Regions from separate parts of the Mus musculus genome. Here region 2 is linked to region 1. A link is a loop called in an ENCODE intact Hi-C map of the cell type or tissue named here. Cell type or tissue: left cerebral cortex. All regions are shown on one strand. Each heading gives the region's core, and the rest is flanking DNA. Links, peaks and the distances in the headings are about the cores only.

The links. Peaks named below come from ENCODE experiments on the same cell type or tissue, not always from the same donor. Only the 100,000 strongest peaks of a DNase experiment are listed, where the experiment ranks them.
Region 2: a loop joins it to region 1, with 2.4 times the contacts of the local background. A loop is called at or near these places in 6 of 42 quality-filtered maps.

The regions. Positions count from the first base shown.
Region 1 is chr13:37,965,553-37,975,130 of GRCm38, reverse strand. It overlaps Ssr1 (signal sequence receptor, alpha), which reads left to right. Exons shown (of 8, transcript NM_025965.4): 8 at 1-3,730. It overlaps Gm52041 (a long non-coding RNA gene), which reads right to left and starts at 8,853. Exons shown (of 2, transcript XR_003950625.1): 1 at 5,695-8,853; 2 at 589-4,892. In left cerebral cortex, for the core only: CTCF peaks have their summits at 4,078 (motif pointing right) and 5,573 (motif pointing left); DNase peaks (open chromatin) are centred at 4,913 and 5,590.
Region 2 is chr13:38,032,654-38,042,231 of GRCm38, reverse strand. It overlaps Cage1 (cancer antigen 1), which reads left to right and starts at 5,295. Exons shown (of 13, transcript NM_027724.2): 1 at 5,295-5,413. It overlaps Riok1 (RIO kinase 1), which reads right to left and starts at 5,243. Exons shown (of 17, transcript NM_024242.3): 1 at 4,701-5,243; 2 at 1,958-2,159. The coding sequence starts at 4,771. In left cerebral cortex, for the core only: a CTCF peak has its summit at 4,953; a DNase peak (open chromatin) is centred at 5,049; H3K4me3 peaks cover 2,269 bases; H3K27ac peaks cover 1,205 bases.

The DNA of each region.
Region 1 (9,578 bases), core at 2,710-7,709:
AGGACTGGGAGCGTAGTAGCTCGGTTGACAATGTCCTTGCAAGCATGAGGATTTGGGGCTGGTCTCCAGAACCCATGTGCAAATGCCAGGTGTACCATGTTCTGGGGAAGTAGAGGGGCCAGGAGCCTCCCTGGACTTGTTGGCCAGCCCTGCCTCAAAGGTGGCAGTCACCCAAGGTTGTCCTCTGGCTTTCACATACCCTCATTAGAAAATGCAGGCTCGTTTTCACTTGTCATTTTTTGCCAGGGGACTGGCATGGTTCATAAATACTTAGGTGGGGCTGGAAAGAGGGCTCAGAGAGCGTTTAGTGCTCTTGAAGAGGACCCGAGTCAGTTCCTAACACCCATATTGGGTGGTTCAGAACAGCACTTCATATATATATGGTTGAAATAATTCCTTGTAAGATGAATAAAAATTCCTAGTATTGAACTCATTAGCCATGAAGCTGAATGAAAAGCTGTTGAGGTGTGATCTGTCCCCGTGGAAACTAGAAGGCACCTAGGTCTAAAGCTATGACCACTAATGAAAAGTTTATCCACAATCAGGTTCTTCATATGCTGAGTGAGAATGTGAAATTCTGCTTTTTTATTTGTTCTGTTAACTACAGACCACTAGTCAGTACAGCAATATCAAGAGGTGTTTCAAAATACTGTGTACTTAGAAAAGGGGAGGGGGAGGCCACATAGCACCAGAGTTCAGATTCCAGGGTCGCAGTTAGAGGCAACTTTGGTTTCTTCTCTGATGGGTTGCCTTCTGCCCCCTGGGTGGTTAGGTGTTTCTGGAGTCAGATGCATGCAGTGTGTCTTTTACACAACCACCCGTGACTGGTGGCTCCTCCTGTGAATGTGTGGTACTGTTGCACTGCCCATGAAGTACAGGGAGGGGCGACAGGGTGCTTCGTGGATGTAGATGAGAAGGAATACAGTCCACTAACTATGCAAGGACAGTTCTTTCTTGGAAGAAGAGTAAAAGTGCTAAGTGTGTGTGGGTGACTAGCGTGGGTGCGCTAGGCTCAGTCCCCAGTACAGAAGGGAAAAGGTAGGAAGGGCATGTAGTGTGCCTAGTCTGGTGGGTTAGTGATGAACCAGAGGGAGAAGGCTGGCAGGGCAGGTCTTACAGTCAGCTTACAAGCTGGTGGCTCTTTGTCAGCATGTTTAAAGCGGTTATATTTCCAGTGAAGTTGTTGGCCTTCAGAAAACCATGAACTTACCTCTCAGAATTCCTTTCAGCACCTGGCAGTGGCACATGCCTTTAATCCTGGCACTTAGGAGGCAAGGCAGGTTGGTCTATGTGAGTTTGAGGCCAACCTGGTCTACAGAGTGAGTTCCAAGATAGCTAGGGCTACACAGAGAAACCCTGTCTCAAAAAAAAAAAAAAAAACCCACAAAAAAAAACAGGAGACTTTTCAGAAATCAAACTAAACTAACCAGCCAGCCAGAGCTTAAATTTGTTGAAGGAGGTTCTTGAAGTCTGAAGGCATTTTAGACAGGAGACTGAGAAGTACTGAAGAATGGCCTATACAGAGTTTAGAGCACTAGCCGTAGCGTACAAGACTGCGTTCAGTTCTCAGCACCAAGAAATAAAGGTGTCAGTCAGAGTAGGATTATCAAGCTCTTGCTCCTGACCGAGCACTTGTCCCGACCAACACCAGTGCACAACACGTAGCTGCTGAGCCTTGTGGCTGAACCCTTCCTCTCCCCCATCCTCTCCATCACTGGCACTTGGTCTGCTTCTTGAAAGCCTGGACTTAAGTCCTACAGATCCTTCTCTGTGTCAGCTTCTCTTTTGTCAGAGTGTCCTCTGTGCTTCTGGCTGCCTCCGTTCCCCTCGCAAGGCTCGTGGTCTTTCATGTTTCTTTTGATTTCTCCCTGGCTGGCCAAGCCTGCTCTCCTAGGATTGTGTGGCCACCTTCACTTAGTTCTTTGGCTTCCATGAACCCTAAGTCCATGCCAGAGATGGTGATGCTGGCCCGGGCTAGCTCCAGCTCTTCTCACCACTCTGCCGTGCTGGGCTTGCTTACTCCAGTCCTTGGTTCTCTGATGTAAATTATTTCCTTCATGACCATTCTAACTGCCTGTGTCACGTTAGTCTTTCTTTTCCCTGGGCCAATAGCAAGTTTACTGTCCTCTGAGGCCTCTGTCCAGCTCTGGTGTCGCTTATTGACACCCGACTTCCTTTTATCCCGCCGCTATTAATGAGTGACAGCTGGTCTTAGTTCTGCTTCAACTTAACATTAAATTTTGGGTCTCTCTACTTTCTTCTCGGTTCCCTTCAGCTGGAGCTGCTATTCTAACTTAGCACTTCCCCCATGTGTGGTTTCACGCAGGGTGGCTCAGGCAGGTTCATTTATTAGAGAGCCTTACAGTGTGAGGGTCTTCACGGTGATGTGTCTGAAGGTGTTGTTTGGGTATCTTGTGTGTCTCTTCAGTGAAAATAGAGGGAATGAACCAGTAGTTCTCATGCAACGTTGATACACATTCCACGCGAGTGTCAAGATGACCGTGCTAAATCTGGTGAGCCTGACACTCCTCCCTGTTCTCAAGGTGCATCCCACTGTTAACAGCTGATGGGGAAGGCATCTCGGCTATATACGAACTTTCTCGAGTACCAGCCGTGTGACTGGTGGGTCCTGAGAGATGAGACGCACAAAGACATCTTAAAAATACTAAACAGAAAAAAAAAAGAAAAACAAAAAACTAGTCCAGGTATGATGGTGCCTGCCTTTAACCCCAGCACTTGGGAGGTAGAGGTGGGCAGATCTCTTGAGAGATCTGGTCTATGTAGTGAGATCCTGTCTAAAAAGGAAGTGCAGATTCGATCATCATTTTGCTCAGAATTATGTTTTTAAAAGGTAGCATACTCTACTTACAAAAATATTGCCATTTCAGATAACAAAGACACGTCATAGAATCAAGGCGACTAACAAAAGAATTTCATTCTAAACTTGATAATCCCAGCGACTTGGGAGGCTGAGGCAGGAGCGTCGTGACTAGTAGACCTGCTTGAGCTGCAGAATGAATTTCAAGACCAGCCTGGGCAATGAAATGAGACTGTTCAAAGAGCCAGGGATGGAGCTCAGACGTAGAGAGCTTGTTCAGGATGTGTGTGGCCCTGGGCTCCATCCCCGTCCCCCAACACACATGTGCTGCTGGGCTGCTGACTTTGCGGGTCATGGTCACAAAAGACACATGAGGCTTCAAAGACCTTCCCTCCTCCCGTTCCCACTGATAATAAGAGTTTGGGTTTCCAATAATCACACACACACACACACACACACACACACACACACACACACACACAAAACACGGTCCAGCCAGTTGACTGTTCTGTCAGCTGAGGCCGTTGAACCTAGATCTCTATCCAAGCTCTGCTCTTCGAAGTCACGCTGTTGATGTGCCTCGCAGAAAGGCCACTCATCTTGAGGCTGCAAGCTTGGAGAATGTGGCTTTATCACTAATGCTTTCGGTCTTCTCTGTGAAAGAAAAACATGCTCTGGAGAATTAGAAAAACAGAGGTCTGTAAGAACCAGTATTTCTATGTTTTTTTACCAAACACTTAGAACAGTGTTAAATTTCAGATTAACCTTTAAATGCTAAATCTAAAGCGACATATAACCAAAATGTGGACGCAGTCTTTGAGCAAGGGTGGTGGGTTTTTTTTCCCCTTTCCAAAATGTTTGTAAAGTGCTTATATTTTATAATGAAAGCAATAAATATGAATGTTGAATTTATCTGGGCCTCCAAAGATGAGTGTGATCCTGAAAGCTTTCCTGTTTAAAAAAAAAAAGCAATGCTTACACTGTGTTATCGTATTTCCTGTTGGAAGGACAGATAACCATTTACAGAAGGCTCTACAGGTATTTTTATAGGGCCCAGCTTCCTCACTGTGAACTTTGAACGCCCCGTTCTCCCCTCTGCTCTGAGCTCAGAGCATGAGGTCCAGCCTCCATGTTCAGTGCTGCGTGCGTTCCTGTCCCACCCAAGTCAGGACATTGTCTCTGCCCTGCTGAATATCTGAGGACTTCCTTTCCACTGGCACTCATGAGGATGTGGTGCTGCACTGTGGCCTGCAGGGTGCACCAGGGCCTAGGTTAGAGCATCCCTGCCTTGCTCTCACATCCTCTCCAGCCTCTCCCCATCTTCCAGCCCCAACACTCAACTCCAGCAGCAGGGCCTTAGCAGTTGACCTCGGGATGCTTCCCTGGCCGTTTGCGTCACACAACCTTGTCGGCTTCTTATCCCCTGTTCCTTATGTTGTTTCACTCTTATGAAATAAATGTGAGCTTTAGGATCAGAACTGCTGAAAGACGAGGGATGTGGGTCAGTGGTAGATCAGTTGCCTCAAACACACATGGCCCTACATCGTACACCTAGCCCAGCCAAAACCAAGTCACCAGACTGAGTCTTGAAACAGTTCCTGAATAGTAGGTGTCGGATGATAGGAATTCTTTACACAGTCACACTGTGATACATTTGCAAATAAGGAAATTAATAAGTACAAGATAACATGATATAAAAAAAAAAAGCAAAAAAAACCTTCCACTCTTAAGCTACAAAAAACTGCAATTGGAACACAGGTTTGTGTGTGTGTGTGTCCCAAGCAGTCATGTGACTTTGCTGCCTTCCACACAGTATTGAGGCTCTTCTCCCCTGGCCCCTCCAGAACAAAATTACCTCCTGGTCACTATCTACTGAAAACACAAGGAGGTGTTTGTAGGTTCACAGGCTACACCTCAGGCTGCCTCACCTTGAGTCTGTGCAAAGAGCCAGTGGCATCTGGAATTGAAGACTGCTGCTCAGCTGACGTTTGTGAGGGACAAGCAAGCAAGACAGAATGGCAGCCAAGTGCACAGTGTTGCTGGAAATCGTTTCCTGCGAGATTATCACGTGGATCTGTAAAAGGCGTGAAAACATGACAGCTGTAGCTTGGATATGAAAGACTTGTTCGGAGACTGACTTGTAAGCACAGATACTTTCTTGCATGCATAATGACCAGGCGTTACCAAATGGTGCCAAGCAAAACCATTTGCCTCTCACAGACAACACAAGCTGCTCACCAGCTATGACTGCATTAGAAGGAGAGAGAAGAGACCTGGAAAAGTCTCTGTAGAAGGTTAGCCCCTTCAACCAGATCAATCGCTGCCACTGAGAGCCATCAGCTGATGTTACTAATAATTAAGTGAATTTTGAAAATCATGAAGAAGATGAATACATTTCAAATGCATATAAAATTTTCTTATTGGAGATATTTACTTTCACCTGTGGAGAATTTTGTTTGTTTGATTTCTTCGTAACTTTAAAGAGATTATATCCCCCACTGCAAGGATCTTCCTAATGATTGATAAATATAGCCGGGCAGGCAGAATAGCTCAGTAGGTAAAGGCATTTGCCACCAAGCCTGACAACCTGAACTGGATGTGGAAGGAAAAGCTGACCTCACAACGTTGTCCTCTGATCGTATACACACTACGATGCACACACAGTAGTAATAATAAAGTTAAATAATTTAAAAGCATTTTTGGAGTTACCCTAAACTCCCTTGAAGCCAGTCTGCACGGGTGTGTTTTTGCTGCCCTCTGCTGGTCGTGGAGGGTATGGCGGTGACCGAACCACCCATTCTCGGAGCCTCCCTCCCAGCCCCTTGGTATTGCCTGAAAGCCAGAGAAGCCTGGGAAGACATCACTCCTAAACACACCTATTTACTCGGGTTGATCCTTGGCGCAGCGTGTCTATAACGGCCCCACTTCAAGTTACACATCGCAGCAGAATGGAAAGTACTTCTTTACCGAGACATCCGTGAAATGCTCTTGGACGGATTGTCAGTAGGAAGATGAACGCTGTAATAAATGTGCTCCCACATGGGCACATTGAGCAACCAGCCACACTCAGCGAATACTCTCTAGACTCGTTTTGTCTCCCCCAACAGCAGCAAGCTTAGCAAAGAAAGCTGGCCTCTCCTCCGCATTGCCTGACACGGGGGCCTTATTTTATGTCCTGATGGCGTGCAATGAGCAGAACAGTCCTTTCCACTCCTTGGTTGACAGTACCATAGAATGGCTCAGCACACAGGATGAAGCCTTACCTGAATCTATTCACGCACTTAACTGCCTGCGCAACCTTCCTCTGATCCCCTCACTTGGCTTGCCTATCTCTTTACCCTTCAACGACAGATAATAGCATCTAGGGTTACTAGTTAATCAAATGGAGATTTCTAAATCTCTTAGCTTATCTCACTTTTAAAAAAAAAATGCAGCATGGGCTGGAGAGATGGCTCAGAGGTTAAGAGCACTGCTCTTCTGAAGGTCCTGAGTTCAAATCCCAGCAGCCACATGGTGGCTCACAACTATCCGTAATGAGATCTGGCATCCTCTTCTGGTGTGTCTGAAGGCAGCTACAGTGTACTTACATATAACAAATAATAATAAAAAAAATGCAGCATGATCAAAAAAAATCTGATCTGAGTGCCTGACCCACAGTAACTTTGTTTCTTCCCAGTATAAGCAGGGATTGTGTGTCTGTCACTGAAAGCACTTTGGCATGTTTTTTTATACATATCATGTCCTATTTAAAAGGCTTGCTCCTCTCATCCTCCCTTGCTCCATCTATCTCCAGGCATGCTATCTTCGGGTCTTGCTCTTGTGTATGCAGCCAGCCACACTGCCTGCTGCTGGATACTCACAAATGTGCATGGTTGCACCGGGCTCCTGCATGCTTATAAAGTATGTGCCAGAGGCCAGTGTTCTTCAGTGGTGATGGTGGGGTCCGGTCATGGCACTGTCAGAGACTTGACCCACTCTCCTAATGGCTATTCTCGCCCCTTCTGAATCCACCCAGCATTATGTGGGTTCTGGGGATGCAAATCTTAGTCCTCACACTTGCGTGGCAAGCCTTTTATGTACTGAGCCATCTCCCAAGCCCCTCTCGTCACTTTGCAAGGGAGCTGTCTTGGACTCCCTCCCTCATAATGAAGGTAGGTGTCTCTCCCAGGCACAGGTTCATTCACACGGAGTTCTGAAGGTGTGTACGCTGCCATTGACAGTGGAGGTCATGTCCATGCCTTGTTTCCTTAGACAACAACGACGACAGCTCCCCGTCTGGAGTCTGGCAAACAGCAGGCGCTCAAAACATGCAAACAGTGGGCGCTCAAATCATGCAAACAGCGGGCGCTCAAAACATGCTGAAGGAACTCAGGAATGAAAATGGCGCTGATTTGGTTTGTGGAGCAAAGCTCCTTCCCTCTCGGTATGAGTGCTCTGTGTCTGTCTGCTTTACTCGCAGCATGGCAAAACATTTGTTTCTCACACCGTGTCCCTCTTGAAGCAGGAAGCTCTGATGAAATCTCAGTGAAGAGGCCTGCTTGTTAGGCCTTCTTTCTGGGAGGGACTCAGAATCTGGGGCCAATTTTAATAACTTTGAACTCCCAGCTTAGCCTTTTATCTGACTCTCCTTAGGAGGAAGAGCGTGGCGGGGGAGAATCCCGGTCTCTTTGATGGGTGAAGTGTTTGGCTACATCACAGCATAAAGGCGCCTTTATAATAAGATGGCCCGAGGCCCCATCGCCCTGTCTCACCAGCTTCAGACCCCGGGGAAGTGGCTGCGGACACATCTAGCGGTGTCTCAGGTCATCTCCCTTTGTTTGCTCTTTCAGGCGCAGAAAGAGAGAGGCGCGCTGAGGAGACCCTGCAGCTCAGCCATCCGGTGGTCTCAGGTGCAAGATGTGTCTGCTTCAGCTGCTTCCGGAAGTTGCTTAGACCAGCGGCCCCTGCGGCCTGGATGTCTTCTCTGCACCAGCTTGCTGCTTATGAAATTTAGGACAGCACCAACCGCTTGACTAGACCCCTCACGTGGGCCCTCTATGAAGTCGCCGCTGGAAATGGCTGTGTCACTAGGGCGTTCTGGCTGATGAATAACAGCTGTTGTGTTTTGTGTCTGGCTGGAGTGTTCCCAGGAAACCCGGCATCTCTTACAGCTCGTGTGTAGAAGGGGAGGAGCCCCAGCAGCCAGGAATGGGGAAACCTCAGGCCCAGCTCTAGGGCCACTTGGGTCAGCGGGCTCTCATGTCCCCTCCTCATCTATGGCTTCATGACAAAGATGGCAGGAGACAGGATTCTGTGTGAAGTAAGCTAGCCCGTACCTCTTTGACTGAACATAACTCAGCAGCTTCCATGACCATTTGAAGAAATATTCACTGATGAGTGTCTACAGGCTGGGCTTACAAGAGGCCTCATAAAGGGTTGAGTGACTCCACCTTTTCACAGTCCATAGACCCTGGGGGCGGGGGAGGTGAGCCAGGCCCCAAACTGAGTAATGCTTCATGCAAATGGGAGTTATCCGGAGGCAGGTGGATTCCCCCAGCTGGCTTTCAGATGCTGGCTTCTGTGTGTGTGTGTGTGCGTGTGTGTGTGTGTGTGTGTGTGTGTGTGTGTGTGTGTATGTGTGTGTGCTCACTGAGAACTTGAACTCTGCTGATGTGACTTGAATAGAATTGCTTTGAATCAAATTGCATGGAAATAAACTGATGTGAAAGGCTTACAGACACATCTGAACCGCGCTGGGTGCCAGGCCTCGGGAGGTCAAAGGTGAAGGCAATCGTTTGCTCCATCTTCACAGGTGTGTGCAGTGACGGTGCTGCGGGACTCATGGAAAGGGCACATTTGGAGCTTTGGGTGGAGGCAGGAGACTGGCCACAGGAAGCAGCCTTGCACCCGACATTGGCTCACCCTGGTCATACACAGTCACATACCGGGTAAATCAACAACCTCTCCAGTGAGCCACGAGCGCTTCCCACACCCCCACGTTCATCCCACTCCTGTCTAAGGCAGACTCTGGAATCTCAGGGGGCTGGCTTAAGAGCCTGCTTAAAAAAAAAGTCTGAAAGAACCCCTGGGGAGGTGGGGTGCTGCTGCATCTCAGCAGGGTGGCCAGCACCCCACTTTTCCTAACTTCATGGTTCACTTTATCATAGATTCGAATCGACACTTTGCGCCTTCCATGCTCTCGAGCACATAGAAAGCCCTTCCGTTCTTTTTTTTACGATTCTGAACTCTTTCTCTAGATCAAACTCAGAAGCCAGGGTGGGGCCCCCGGAAGTCCCAGGTAATGCTTGATCTCAGGAGTTAGAGGTCAAAGGAGGCAACACAGCGAGACCCAACTCAGATATATGGACAAATAAATACTTGAGTCCAGACTCAGGACCCAGCAGATGGTGTGAGGATGTAGAGGATCGAGGGGAGACAAAACAGACTCCCACTGGCCAGTGATCCGTGGACACCTGTTGGGTACCTTCCCTTGGAGTTTGACTTGTGATCTATTGGATGGGGTGCAGTTCCAAGAACAGCCGACAGAGGACGTCAGCATCCAGGGTCACAGCAGCAGCCCCACCACAAGTGACAATGCTGGCTTCCTCAATGCCCAGTTCTCTTTTAGAAAAAGAAAAAGCGACAGCCGACATGTCCCAGAGAGAGACGACATCACTCTTGCAGTAACTACCTTTTTGTTATTTTTATTTTTTGAAACAAACACGCTCTCATTGTTGCGGTCCAGGATGACCTTAAATTGACCTTGCTGATTCAGTTGGCC
Region 2 (9,578 bases), core at 2,743-7,742, 67 kb before region 1:
AATTCATTCTTAACTGTGTATTTTAAGCCTGACACTTCAAGAAAAGGAGTGGGGAAAGTAAGTACGAACAAGGTTCAGCACTTACACTGGTGTCCTGTACAACCGTAAGTAACACCAAAGAGAAGCAGAAGCAATACCCAAAACTCATAGCGAATGCAATACAGATTTCAAAGACAGGCGCTTAGCCAGGTGGTATTGGTACATGCCTTCAATCCCAACAGAGACAGGTAAATCGCTGAGTTCAAGACTAGCCTGGTCTATGGATTGAGTTTCAGGGTAGCACAGACATACACAGGAAAACCCTGTCTCAGGGAGGAGAAAAAAAGTGTTTAAACTAGTACAAAACAATTGCTGATTCCCTCTTGCATGAAACTCTGAGGCTTGGTTATCTTATCTGTAAAGAACTTAAAGAGATTTTCTACTAAATTTAACATGAACTTTGTTTTAGAATTAGTTATCTGAATTTATTTTATGAAGGTTTTGCCTGCATGAATGGATGTGCACCACATGGTGTCTAGTGCCCATAGATGCCATAAGAGAGCATTGGATCCCATGCAACTGGAGTTACAGATGATAGTGAGCTGCCATGGAGGTGGTGGGAATTGAACCCAGGTCCTTAGCAAGAGCAACATGTGCTCTAACCCACTGAGCTATCTCCTCAGCCTCTTTAACTTTTAAAATAACTTGGCTTTGAGATACAGAGCAGTAGTACTTGCCTAGTATGTAAAGGCCTTGGGTTTGACTCTTAGCACCACAATAGGTAAAAGTCAGACCGTATCACATCCATGCCAGACTGACTGACTGGACTCCTAGGATACATGGTAGGCAAGTGCTCCACAAATGCACTGTGTGCCCAATTATTATAATCACCAGGAACAAACAGTTACAGTAGCCAACAGTACTATATATATATATACAGTGTAACACAGTCCATGATGAAATTATCCAGTCTCACCAGTGACTTAGTATAGGAGTTACCAAAACTTACTTTGTATTCCAGGCTGGCCTTGAACTTGGGATCCTTCTAAACCTCTTCTTCACAGGTAGCTGGGGCTACAGTACTGTACCACCAGCTCAGCTACACTTCTCTAGTTACCAATGAGTTTCAATATTTTTCCCCCTGCTGTGCTGGGAAGCCAGGAACAGACCCCAGAATCTTTTGTACGCCAGCCAAATGCTTTACTATTGAGCTACATTCCCAGCCCCATTTCTGTTCCATAAATGGTCTACAGTTAATAGTTTAGTTGTGGCTTTTCCTTTGTATATTTTTAAGTTCATTCATCTTATGACACTTCAGTAACTATTAACATTTACTGATTATTGAAAGAATCCAAATACAAGAAATTATGAGAAATATGAAAAGCACAAAGAAAGAAAAAAAATCAGTAAAAGCCAGGGCTCTAAGACAATATATCCTACAGAATCACAAAGCCTTTTTAAAAAACTACATGGCCTGGAAAGATGGCTCAGCCCATAAATTATTCTCATTCAAGTCTGAGAACTAAGTTCAGTCCTCAGCACCCACATAAAAAGGCAAACTCAGTGGCAAACATCTGTGATCCCAGCACTGGGGCAGATGAGAGAGAGAAGGGTGTCTGGAAGACATGAGCCAGTGGCTGGCTAAACAGTGAGCTTCAGGCTCAGTGATGTCAGGACTGGAACTGGATCCCAGCACACACATAAGAACCTGCTTAGATGTTGTGGATCCCTGTTTAGTTATTTATCTGTAACTCCAGCTCCAAGGGAGGGACTTGGTATCCACTTCTGCCTTCCCCACATGCGCACAGGTATGTGCACACACATGTGTATACACTCACACAGACACATCCACACACATAAAGAAAAGATGAAGTGGAGAACTGTTGAGGAAGACACCCGGCCTGTCCCCCTCTCCCCCCACACACACACTGGAACACAGACAAGCAGATAACACAGATTTACAGAATTCCTTACACACCTGATAGTTACTGCCGCCATTCCAGGTACAACCCTTGGTGAGTTTTCCAGTTGCATCGTCCAAGTACCAATCATCATCATCATCATAGTCGTCTTCCTCATCGGTCTCAGCGTCGCCCTTCACCTCTGCTGCAGCATTCTGGAGGCTTTTAAGTAGAACGCCGCCATCTTCTGCATGGATTGGCTGCAGTTCTTTGTTTTCACTAGGAACAAGAATGTTCTGGCATGTTTATCCATCCTCCAAAGGGAAAAACACACACATACACACCTTACGTTCCCCAATCTGCTCCGTCTTCTTAACATCAAGTTCTCTGTCTCCTCATCTGCAGCAATGCTTTATTCTCCACGTCCGTGTACCGTCAGTGGGTGTTGGCTTTGCTTTTGCCTTAAGTCAAGTTAGAATTTACACTATCATCTTGGGTAAATGAACTGACTCTGACTAGTGCACAAGACCAGACTCTAGTCAAATCATTCATACACCTACTTTCAGGGGTGTGTGTATCAAAATTTGCCTTTCCTTAACTCTCTGTAATACCAGGAGCCGTAGCAAGACACTCCTAAGACACAAATAACTCCAAATCACCTTTATTTATAAAAGGAAGCAGTGATGGAGAGGCCCAAGACTACACAGTGAAGTGGGCCAAGTATAGGACAACAAGGGGGGACTATCAAGAGAAGTGGTCTAGAGAGACAAAAGTACAGCCAAAGGGAGGAGAGGTTCACAAAAGATGCAGACCCTGTTGTTACTGATCTTCCTAGTTTTTCAAGAAGCTAAAACACTCAATATTTATGTAATTTTTTTCACATAATTGCCAGGTTCAATTTTTTTTAAAACATTGTACATTCCAAACAAAACATATTTACCACCAAATTCAATAAAATTCAATTCAGTGTTGCTAGCTTTGACCTTTCCTGCCTCTGTGTCCCAGGTGCTAAGATTAAAGATGTGTGTACCTCACCTGACCATAAAAAGAGCCATTTTTTTTTCTTCTAGTTCTGAGGACCCAGAGCCTTTCCCTCTCTAGGTAATCACTCTGCCACAGACCTAATCCCCAGCACCTCAGGCCGCCCCGCCTCTCCCACCCCCTTCCCCTTTGTTGTTTAGTCTTGTTTGAGACAGAGCTCCCTGTTGGGTCTGGCTGCCCTGAAGACACTATGAAGCTAGAGCTGACCTTGAAATCATCAATATCAGATGCTTCTGCTTCTAGAGTGCTGGGATTAAAGACGCTGTACCACCACACCTGGCCCCCAATGGGTCTTAAATAAGTTCAGTCGTCAACTCCAATTTATTAATTGGCTACAGCCCACAGGGCTTTAAATGCCCACGGGCATGAGTAGGAAGGAGACTATCATTTGATAGCTGCAGTTTACTAGGGCTTCATAAGTATCATACATAAATTACTCTTCACTTACAAATCTAATAATCTAGACAGGTATGTTAAAGGCACAACTATGTGAATGCTCTCAACTAGTCAATCCTCTGCTGTGAGGTTGTCTTATGCGGAACTACCTACCAGATACCACTAGTGTCTCAGCCCAGGTGTGACATATAAAAATGTCTCTGGATTGGTGCAATGGCAAAATCAGATCCAGCAGAGGACCATGGGTGCAGTCTCACAATATCCTGCGTGTATGGGGCCTGTGGGCAAAGTAAGCTTGTCCCTTCTTCCCACTTAAACGCTTCCGTAAGGATTTCTCTGAGATGATGTGCCCATTCCTCAGTGGAAGGCTGGAAATCTCCAACATCTCCGGCTAAGCCCTACTTACCCTCTATTTACCATATGTTATTGATCACTCATTTTTTTCCTTTGTACTATTCACCAATTTTAATTCAAATAATTTACCTCGTGTGAATATCTATCTCCCCTAGCAGAGGCCAACCCCTGTGGCAATCAAAACGGTAGTCACCAATATTTCCCTACCACTCGATCTGACACACAGAGTGGTCAATATATATACTTATCACAACCGCTCACAATTGATGAATAAAATCTTCCTGACTATAAGGTACGCAAAACTCTTTGTTGTTTCAAAATGGCTATGTGTAAATTCTCTTTTCTTTTGAACGGGAAGTTTTCCGTCACTGCTTGCTTTTGGACCTCACATCCAATTTCACCACAAAACCTCAACACTGCTACCTCGAAGTCGTTCTACGACAGCAGCTCTAGGAGCCATCCGGTTTGAAGCTGGTTATTTATTTATTTACTGATTCTCTGCTCCACTCCTCTCTACGAACATCTTCTACATGACTCACCAGTTCCTTTAATTCATAAATCAAATGACGGATGCTCTGTCGCTGCAAAAGCCCTCCTCTGGCCTGTAAGACCTGAACAGGATCTTAACTCCTCACAGTCACTTGGAAGGCTCGACCTGGCTGGCCTCCCTTTTTTGCCTCAATTCTCTCCGCTACGCTGTAGGTGCTAGCCTCTTGGTTTGCCCTCCTTTCCAAAAAGACAGTAGTGACTTGATTTGTCTTGTTCATCATACTCGCAGAGGTAAAACTTTTGCTCACTGTGTATGGAAGCCTGTATGAAGAAAAGAAAGGAAAAAAAAAAGGCCCACCTTCCTCAGTGGTCCCCAACTCTTGCTTCTCTGCTAAACGTCCCGGGACCCACTGACAGGTAGGTAGCTTTCACAAGCTGCTCACCCCGAGAAAAATCCAAAGCCGTCAGCTGTCAGCTCCCCGAGCCCAATGTGGAGCTGGCGGAATCGGAGGAGTCCCTGTGTCACCACCGGCCGCCTACCTGTCTGAGGAATCCGCGTCGTCAAATTGCCCGGGGACCACCGAAGCCATCCTGTCCAGACTGCAGTCCATGGCTAGGGGTGTGAGCCTTCGGCGCCCCTGAGGCCGCGATCGGAAGAGCCTGCTTCCCACCTAGAGGATCCAAACGCGTCTCCGCGATTCCCGCCCCTCAAATCCCTCGGCAACCGCCAGGCCCAAGAAGGCAACGACCAGGCGCCACCGGGGTGTCAGGATACAGGGTTTCGGCAAACGCGGCCACCAACAGGCCGGAAGTGCAACGCCGGAAGTATGCCACCAGCAGGGCCTCTCCAAACCCTAGTGCCCTCAGGGAGCATGCGCGTGACGGTGGCCGGGAAAGACCAATCCGCGATGTGAAGTGGGCGTGGTGCGTTGTTTGTAGCGTGGGATGTGTAGCTCTTGTTGCTCCCCAGCCTTTCGTTCTTGCTCCACCATGGCGTTTACGGTCATAGGAAGTCAGCCTGTTTTTTTTTTCCTCCGGCTGCTCCTGAAGACTTGCGTCCTCTGACCTTCTTCCTCTGGACCCAGGTGCGGTCCGGAGGACGTCACACTGGGGCGTTCGAGCGCCCTGCGACGCACCAGTTGGTGCCCTCGGTGGGGACGGTTGGAAGGTGTTCTCCCTCCCGCGGAGCCGGTGTGCCGGGAGGAAACCCGGAATCCTTAGCCTGAGTCACAGAAGCTCGATGGATCATGGAAGTGAGCACACTTTTGCTCTCTAGAAACGTTGGTGCGTTGTTTTGAGATGCAATGATACAAGTGGTTGGTTTTTGTTGTTTTTTTTTTTTTAAGTTGGGAAGTTCAAGGTTTTTTTTTGCGTTTGGCAGGAACTCTTGTGACACCTCTTTCTGCCTTTATTAAATGTTAAAATGTTAAGTATTATCTAGCGCGCGCTTGTGTATGCGTGCTCCGTGAGTGAAGTTCAGAGAATAACTTGAGGGCTTACTCCTTCCACCTTGGGCTCCGGGAACCGAACTCTGGTCGTCCGCGCTTTTTCCTGTTCAGCCATCTCACAAGCCCTCATTATCTTCAAACGGTTTTAACTCAAGCCGAGCGGTGGTGGCACACGCCTTTAATCCCATCCCTTGGGAGGCAGAGGCAGGCGGATCTCTTGAGTTTGAGGCCAACCTGTTGACAGGAGGGGCTACACAGAGAGACCCTGTTTCCTCGAAGAAGAAGAAAAAGAAAAGAAAAAAAAAAACAAACAAACAAACAATGGATTTAGGTAGAATGGCTAACCAAGCCTGGGTGGTGGTGGCTTGGTTCAGCACCTGGTTGGGCCAGTCACAACTACTATAATTCCGGTTCCAGAGGATCCTACACACACATGGCACGGGTATACTAAACAGGCACATACATTTTTTAAAGTGTAGTTGCAAGTCACAGGCCCATGGAAAAGAAACATTTTGCGTTTGGAAAGTGATTTAAGGCACTAACACATCCCTGTCATCGAACAGGTAGTGTTTATTTGCAGGACGGGAAAGGTGAGCCCAAGGTTGAGTCCTCCAGCAGCCCTGCCTAGCTTCCTTAGCCTACTTGGTTTTTTACAGTTTACCAAATGATGACATCGATTTGAAAACGTCTTCAGTAAATAAGTAATCTAACAAAGTCATCCAGGCAGACAGGTACTAAGGATAGACTGAGACAATCTGATAATATGCCACTAGAATGGGGGGTATTTTCAGCCTGTGTTTTAACTGTGTAGACCAGAGTTTCTTAACTAAAGATCATGGCCCCATAATGGGGTGGGGAGAGTCATGATAAATTCTCCACACCCAAAACTTGATTCATAATTTAAACGGTGGGGTGAATCTGACAAATTTCGGGCAATATTCACCCATGATAACTTCACACAGCTTTCACTGTTCTCACCACTATACCAACTCACAGCAGCAAACTGCCTGAAATACCTCTGTTCAGATTTGAAACTTATATGTTCCTGTTAGGGTCCAAGAATAGCTGAAGGAAGACCCCAGACTCAAATAGGATGCACAGGCAAGAAGAGTGTTTACTGAAGAAATTACCAGCATTCAGGGGCCAACCATTTATCAAAACGGCAACCACCTGAGGGGCTCATGGACCCCTTTAATGGAGGGCTAAGAGAATTTTCCAGAAGGATTAGGTAACCTCCAATAGGGGGGCAACGCAGTAACATTAGTACAATTCTGATTGGTTGTTAACCTAGTTTCATTGTAATTGCTGAGACCAAAGAATTTTGGAAACCAGCTCTGTTCTGGCCTTGTTATCTCCTCCAGCTAGGTGGCCTCCAGCAGTTCCAGACTTAGCCTCCCTAAGTCAGGGCCATCTGACTGAAGGCCCATTGTCAGCAACTCCTGGGGAACCCAGTGTGCCTCCCAGGAAATGAAAATTTTATTCCCAAGGCTTTGGACTTCTCATTATGAACTGCAGAGTTTTTTTTACTGTACATTGCAGTTTTCTGGTCTTACAGAAATAATCGTTTCATTACAGAAAGCAGACCTAATGTTTTCCTGGTTCCATTTCTCAGCAGATAAATATTAAAATAGTATATCTTTGGATGGTATTATGTCAGATAAACACATCTAATTAGTATGTAAATTTGCTTTCCTATTTAACAGGTAGTAAAATTATATGTATATCAAAAGAATTTTAAAATAAATTTCTGTATAATTTATTATCAGTAAGTGTTTTGTTTGTAATTCTACTTTATGTGCATGTAAACTTTACATAGTGAGTAGGAAAAGTTTTAAAAGCCATGAACTAATCTATCCCACTAGATGTAAAAAGAGAAGACTGTAAATAGGAAAATCAGGGGCTAGAGATGTGGGTGCAGCTGGGAAAGTGCATACTGCTCAGACAAAGGACTGGAGTCTGGTTCCCAGTGCTCAGGTCAGGTGACCCCCCTCTTCCTGTAACTCCAGCTCGGACACCACTGGGGACACCACTGGCTTCCCAGGACTCCTTGAATCACAAGCACAGACATGCACAGACATACAAATACATGCACATACATAATTACATCTAATAGGAAAATTAGGCCCAAGAAAGAAGAGAGCTGGCATGGAACAGGACTGGTGTGTGTGCAGGAAGTATTGAGAAACTCTAGACTCCTTGCTGGACAATTACAATGTGGATATGGAAAGTTAGTGACACCCTTGCAGCTTAAGACTGAACAGTAGACAGTGGTGACTTATGAGAGAGCAACGCAAATATACCATCACAGAGACTGTAAAGCTAGACAGTTGGTGCGCTGGCTTTTGCCAGCTTCATACACTATTTGAGTCACATGGGGAAAGGAAAGCTCGATCTGGGGGCTCTCCATCAAACTGCCCTGTGGGCATTTCTGTGGGGCAATTTCTTAATCATGTATTGTTGCTGGAGGGTCCAGCCCACTGTGGTCTGGGCCATTCCTGGGTTGATGGGCCTGGGTTGTTTTTAAAAAGGTAGATGAGCAAACCAATAAGCAGTGGTCTTTTCCAGTTCTACTTGAGTTTCTGCCGCGTTCCCTCAGTGATAAACTGTGAACCAGAAGTAGAAGCCACAACCCTTCCAAGTTGGTTTTGGTTATGTTTGTTTGTTATAGCAACAGGAAGCCAACTCTGGAAGGTTCGAGGAGAGGCACAGGCTCAGTCAGACGGCTGGGATGTTAGAAAGCATCCCTTTGTACGGAGTAGTACTGGGTAAATGATGTGGATGTAGGGTTTGAATGCCTCATGGACAAACAGAAGAATTTGGATTTTATGGCTACACCTACATATCCTATCTCCTGATGGATGTGTATAAGAATACAGATCAGGGGGCTGGAGCGATAGATAGCTCAGCCATTAAAAGCTAGGTGCACAACCAAAAATATAAGAATACAAATCAGGACTGGAGAGATGGCTCAGTGCTTAAGAGCATTGACTGCTCTGTCAGAGGTCCTAAGTTCAATTCCCAGCAACCACATGGTGGTTCACAGCCATCTGTAATGGGATCTGACGCCCTCTTCTGGAGTGTCTGAAGACAGCTACAGTGTACTCATAGACATAATATTTAAAAACAACAACAACAAAACACAGATCAGTAGTGAGGACAGGAGCTAGAATGAACACGTGGATTATGGACAAATACACAAGGGAAAAACAGACAGAGTTGGATAACAGTAGCTATGGGAGATAATTTAGGACTTCTACCATGCCTCTAGGTTTCCAACTTTTGTCTAACGTCATGAAGGTAGACCAAAATGAAAGCAGAAACTGAGGCTGAATATCATGGGGGCAGCTCATAGTTCCAGCAATCAGAAGGCTGAGGCAGGAGAATTGCCATGAACTTACGGCAGCCCAGGCTACAGAGAAAGACCCTCTCTTAAAAACAAAACAAATTTAAACCCAACAGGTATGGGGTAGGAAAACCTGTACAATGTTGGATTTGACTTAGTGTGTTGAAATAGCAATAAATAGAAATTTTGTGAAAACTAAAAAGTTTCTGATAGTAGTTTGGAAATAGTAGAACTTCTTTGCTTTGCAGAACATTATTAGATAGAAGCTACACACATTGGCTTGACTTTGGCCAAGTCACTATTTGCTGTGATACCAAGTTGGAAAATGGCATTTTAAAATCTAGAGTAGTGAACTTTATTTTTCAAGAAGTTCTTATGTGTGTGCCTGCATAACACATGTATTCGGTTCCCAAGAAGACCAGAAAAGGTGTCATATCTCCCAGGACTGGAGTTATAAATTGTTGTGAACTACAATCTGGGTGCTGGGAATTGAACCCTGGTCCTCTGAAAGAGCAGCCAGTGTTCTTAACCTCCGAGCCATCTCTTCAGCCCCTTCCTTAGCCTTCTTACTGTGAAAAGGGAAAGTAGGGAAAGTCTTTGCACACATGGATTGACACTAAAAGATTG